2 separate regions of the Homo sapiens genome follow, and region 1 is linked to region 2. Evidence: read pairs that join two places in POLR2A ChIA-PET (ENCODE). Cell type or tissue: GM12878. All regions are shown on one strand. Each heading gives the region's core, and the rest is flanking DNA. Links, peaks and the distances in the headings are about the cores only. Region 1 has its middle 360 kb from the start of LINC01052. Region 2 has its middle 870 kb from the start of LINC01052.

What was found. Peaks named below come from ENCODE experiments on the same cell type or tissue, not always from the same donor. Only the 100,000 strongest peaks of a DNase experiment are listed, where the experiment ranks them.
Region 1: POLR2A ChIA-PET joins it to region 2 with 5 read pairs; 1 of 35 experiments calls an interaction of 5 or more read pairs at or near these places.

What each region holds. Positions count from the first base shown.
Region 1 is chr13:65,504,906-65,507,837 of GRCh38, reverse strand. No RefSeq gene overlaps it. Among named protein-coding and RNA genes, the nearest start is that of LINC01052, 360 kb to the left of the region's middle. In GM12878, for the core only: no CTCF peak of the experiment used is centred there; a DNase peak (open chromatin) is centred at 1,727.
Region 2 is chr13:64,992,227-64,995,158 of GRCh38, reverse strand. No RefSeq gene overlaps it. Among named protein-coding and RNA genes, the nearest start is that of LINC01052, 870 kb to the left of the region's middle. In GM12878, for the core only: no CTCF peak of the experiment used is centred there; DNase peaks (open chromatin) are centred at 1,168 and 1,388.

The DNA of each region.
Region 1 (2,932 bases), core at 239-2,738, 510 kb before region 2:
CTCAGAATGGAGCTAATTAAGCAGCTAAGTATCCTGTTTTCCTGATAAGGGGGTTGCTTAATCAGTCTATCATTCAGATCATTGAATTTTGGGGGAAGTTTCTGGAGGCAAATATTTAAGTTGTTTACTGGTGTGCAAAAAATCTTCCTGAAATAGAAGTTCCTGAATTTTTATACTTTCCTTTTCTCCTTAGAAGCTGAAATTATTTTCCAATATTGAATTTCTAATCATGTAATTCAGGGGTTAAGAATATTTATAATCTCTTTACTCTGTACTTGGTAATTCACATGCATTAGTTTATTTAATCCTCAAAAACAAAACAGTGAGGTTGAATATTATCTACAATGAACAGATTTGAAAATTAGAACTTAATTGTTTTTCCCATGTTTGTACAGTTAGGAATGATCAGAATTCAGATTTAAACATATAACTTCATAATACTTGGGTTGAGAGACCATAAAAGTTAGTGACTAATAGCTTGGGGTTGGAATCAGACAGACACAGATTTAGTTGGCTTTGCTATTACAAACTTCATAAGTTTTTAATCTTTTGAAACCCCAATTTCTGTATCTATAAAATAAGTATAATTGTAGAACCTGCCTTATGAGCTTGCTATGATGATTGACTTAAACACTTAATGCATACTCTGACATATAATCAATGCTCAATACATATAATTTGCTTGTAGCATTATCATTAAAGTGTATGTTATTTCCTCTGTGCTGTTTTTATGGACCACTGTAAATCAATATCTCTTATTTTCACTCACTTGAACAAAAGCAGCCTAAATTTAAAATGGACAAAACAAAACATATAAAATGCATTAATAACAGCTGCTGAACAAAGACTTTTTAAAGAACATATATCACAAGACTCCCCTCACAAATGTTTTTAGTTAAAAGCAACCTTGTGCAAAAGAAATAGAGGCTCTCATACTGCATTTCTCATTTTGGGTCTGGTTTGGTTTATTTGGTTGAATTTTATCTTGTAAAATATGTGCAAGTTTATACCAATTATTATACCAATATTTGTAATTAAATGCTTCTATTACTTTGTTGTAAAAGTAATTGAGGTTTTGCCATTACTTTTGCACCAGTGTAATATAATTATCTCATGATACCATAACTTTATAAACTTGCCATCAAAGTTGTGACTATAATACAATTTTCTACATTCTCCAAAATTATTTGCCTATAAGAATGATAAATAACTGCTTTTCCACAGTCAATATTTTACAAGAGTTTTTTTTTGGAAAAATTCTTAACTATCTCTCAACACATAAATTGATGAAGCTAAACACAATCACAGAGGCAACGATAAGGTACATAAATTTATTTGATAATGGTGACTTATGAAATACATGGAGTAAAAAAATAAATACAGGGAAATATCAGGGGAAATGACAGTGTACTGACTCCCAAAATGCTCTTTTCCATATGAGACCACTGATAAAAATTGCCTAAACTTATTTTTTCAGAAATGAACTCAAATCTTGCAAAAATTCAAGAGGCATTCATTCAAGAAAAATGGGTGTCTCAGTAAGAACAGTGAGCTTTGTAGCATTTAACTAGCCCCTTTCCAACCCTCCTTTCAGCAGTTCAACAGTAACCTTGAAAACATACAGACTTGTAATCATAATGAAAATCACCAGCCTAGTAGCCACTGAAACTAGAAAAAGCAGATTGGATTTCCCTAAAGCACCACTCCTGAGAATTGTCATTACTTGACCTGTCTGGCAGTTTCATGGAAACCCCCATTCAGAAGGAGTGTCTTCATTTCACCTATCTTAGAGCTCTTCCAGTGTTCACAACCTGTTCTCAGTGATGTTTTGCAAAAATAATCAGCAGAAATTGTTTAAAATTATGCCCACTTGAAGTCGTGATAACAATTAGGGCAAACAAGAAAGTCAGCAAAAAACTTCAGAGGGAAGGCTGGTAAAGGAGATGTCCATGGGGGCGCTTTGAAAACAAAGACAAATTTGGGGATATCAATAAGGCCATGCACATATGTTAAGCTGTATGCATAGCTAGAAAAGACCTGAGAAGGCCCTAAGCTTTTAGCTCTGTCTAACGTTAAGTCTGCACAAACAGGAAGGTAAAGGCTAAGACAGAGTTGTAAGCTAACTGTCTGAGCATTAACAGCCTGCCTCAACACAGAAAGAGAGCCTGTTAGGAAAGTCTAGGAGACTTACTGGTTTCAGATGTTAAAGAAAATCTCTTTGCAATCATTAGTTGACCATTAATCTAAATAAGGAGAAACTTAATGGTCATACATTATAAAGAATACACATGGTATAAAAGCAGCACAGCAAATCACTTAAAACCAACAACCATCCCTGGAAAAGGGGAAGAACATGATTTTAGAAGTTGCCATAATATATTATTTAAGTTGTCTAGGTTTCAACAAAAACTTTTGAAACATTTAAAGAAACTACAATGCATGGTCCATACAAAAGAATAATAAAAAAAGCATCAATAGAAAGGTTCCCTGAGGAAGCTCACATGTTGGATTGTCTAGATAAAAACAATTATCTATTTTAAACATAATACATAACTAAAGAAAACCATATCTAAATAACAAAACAAAAGTGTAAAAATAATGCCTCACTAAATAGAATATATCAACAAAGAGATAGACATTATAAAAAGAACCTAATAGAAAATCTGGAGTTGAAAAATACAATCTAAATTTGTTTTGTTTTGTTTTGAGACGGAGTCTTGCTGTTTCACCCAGGCTGCAGAACAGCGGCACAATCTCACCTCAATGCAGGCTTCGCCTCCCAGCTTCAAGTGATTCTGCTGCTTCAGCCTCCCAAGTAGCTGGTACTACAGGCACGTGCCACCATGCCTGGCTAATTTTTGTATTTTTAGTAGGGATGGGGTTTCACCATCTTGGCCAGTCTGCACTCTGATATCTTGACAATAGATTTGAA
Region 2 (2,932 bases), core at 145-2,644:
ACAATGTGTAAACTTGAAAGAGGCTACTCTTAAAAAGGGAAATATGGAAATTTGTAATCTCAGCACTTACTCTTGATAAAAAGGCAAAAATCTTCCCTGGATGTATAATTTAAATTTTAAATTATGTTCATTATTTTAGAACAACCAATTGCCTTGCAGAAAAAAATGGAATATCTTTCTCCCTGTTACTACACAACTTTGACCCAAGACTCTATTAATTTCTCCAGATAAAATTTCTAAGGAATATGAACTCACAATTTATTGAAAAATACCAGAAAGAAAAGACCACCTATGAACACAAAAATGAGACTGAAAGCTAATGTCCCACCATCAAGAACAGAAAACAGATAAGAGGGGTGAGAAAAAGTTCAGAGTAAAAATAAATGCTGACCTATAACTATACATTAACTGAAAATTTATGTTGCTTGTAAAAGAGAAATTAAATATATTTTGAGGAAAAATTCTTCTTTATTACCAATAAATCCTCACTATAGGAACTTCCAAGTCATATGAACAAAAGAAAAAAATTCTAGGGAATAGTTCTGACAAAAAGAAAGCATGATGGGAAAAGAAACGAATATATAATACTGTAAAAAATGAAAAAATAATAACATCTAACTTGATATTTTGGGGATAGAACAGTTAAACTAAAAAGCAATGGCATTGAATTGGGGGAAAATATTTAAAAGAAGTTGAAATCTTCTAGGCTTCTTAAAAATGGTGTTTAATAACAGAGTTTGTTACTTTAAATACGCTTGTAAACTATCTAGAGTAACAATTAAAAATGTAAAAATAGTGGATACAACTTTTAAATTAGTTGCGGGCAAATGCCAAAGGAAGGTAATAAGGGAAGGGAAACAGAAGGTTGAAAGTGAGACGACGATGATTTTATGATTTGAAACGAACAAGGGTGCAGAAAAGCTAGCTCCTCTCTTGTTCCTTATTCATTTTCTAAGCGGGATTTCTGACTCTGAAAGTTACTTTCCAGAACCAAATGCAAAATAGATATCCACAAATACATCTATAACTGACTATTATAATTTTATTGTGTTTTTTTTTTGTTCTAATATGGTCTTAGAGATCTAAGCCAAAATAGCTACTCCCTAAGAGAGCTCTGAGTGGGACAAAAGTGCATTTGTCAAGAGAGACACAATGAGGAAGTGAAACCAAAATGCATGAGATGGAAGATATTTTTTACTTACATATCCCGGAGAGACTTTGGGTGCTAATGAGGGCTGACAGGAATTCTAGAGGTGGCAGGGAGATATACCAGTGGGTGGGGAGAGAGGAGAGAGGTGAGGATCTGTAGGACTATCCCTTTTTTAAGGTTCATGGTTGTTACGCCTTACACTTTTCCGTGGGAGTTGTAGATTCACTAGTTTAAAATACACACACACACACACAAAGGGAAAAACTTATTTACATGATTCTGGTATTAACCATTAGGTTTTCCGTAGCAGCTGTGTGTGTGTTGAATTTTGGGTCACTGAGATGAGGAACAAGCAAGCTATATCATACACAACTACACAGGTAGGGGTGTTTTTTTAATGAACTTTTATTTTAACTTCAGGGATACAGTTTTGTTGCATAGGTAAACTTGTGTTTTTGTTTGTTTGTTTGTTTTTGTACAGGTTATTTTGTCACTCAGTTATTAAGCCTAGTAACCATTAGTTATTTTTCCTGATCATCTCTCTCCGCCCACCCTCCCCCGTGATAGGCCCCAGTGTCTGTTGTTACACTATATGCGTCCATGTGTTCTCATCATTCAGCTCCCCCTTATAAGTGAGAACGTGTGGTATTTGGTTTTCTGTTCCTGTGTTGGTTTGCTAAGGAAAATGGCCCCCAGCTCCATCCATGCTCCTGCAAAGGACATGATCTCATTCTTTTTATGATTGCACAGCATTTCAAAGGTGTGCTTGGCTTCCAAATAACTTATGTGAGGCCTAAAATGGTTGCGGAGGCAGCAAATATATTGAATAAACATATGATACTGCCTCACCTTGTGATGGTACCTATAATTCTTTAACTTTCAATAAATCAGACCAGAGATTTAAAAAGGTTTCTGAAGCAGAAAATGCATTCTAACATATATTGGTGTAGATAGGTGTAGACATTTTTAGACATACCAGCAGTCACAAAAATACAGCAGTTCCTTCTCATCCACAGTTTCACTTTCCACAGTTGCAGTCAACCACAGTCCAAAGATACTAAATGACAAATTCCATAAATAAACAATGAGTTTTGAACCATATGCCATTTTAAGTAGTGTGATAAAATCCCTTTCTGTCCTGCTCTGTCCCCCCCAGGACGTGGATCATCCCTTTGTCCAATCTGTCCATGCTGTTTATGGTGCCTATCAGTTAGTCACTAAGGAGTGGTCTCGGTTGTCAGATTGGTATTCCTGGTATTGCAATGATTTTCTTCAAGTAGCCCTTATTTTACTTAATAGTGGCCCCAAAGTGCAAGAGTAGTGATGCTGGCGTATTGTTATATTCTTCTATTCTATTAGATATTGTTGTCAATCTCTTACTTGCTTAATTAAACTTTCTCATAGATAGGTATGTATAGTGTAAACAGTAAATATAGGGCTTAGTACTATTTTGGTTTCAGGCATCCACTGGAGGTCTTGGAATGTATCTCATGAGGATAAGGGGAGACTGTTGTATTTATTATTATAACAAACACTTATGGAATCCGGAGCAGCCCCAAATGCCCTGCATACATAACTTCACTGAATCTCACAACTTATATGAAAGTATCATTTTACTTACATTTGAAAAAGGGTATTGGGAATTTAAGATCACCATCATAAAGTGGGGAAGACCAAATTTAAATCCAGGCAATTTATCTGCTATATCGGTATTTCCCAGTGTGGGTTGCACATTTTACCTATCGTACATTTAAATGATAATGCAAGTACAGAAGGGATGAC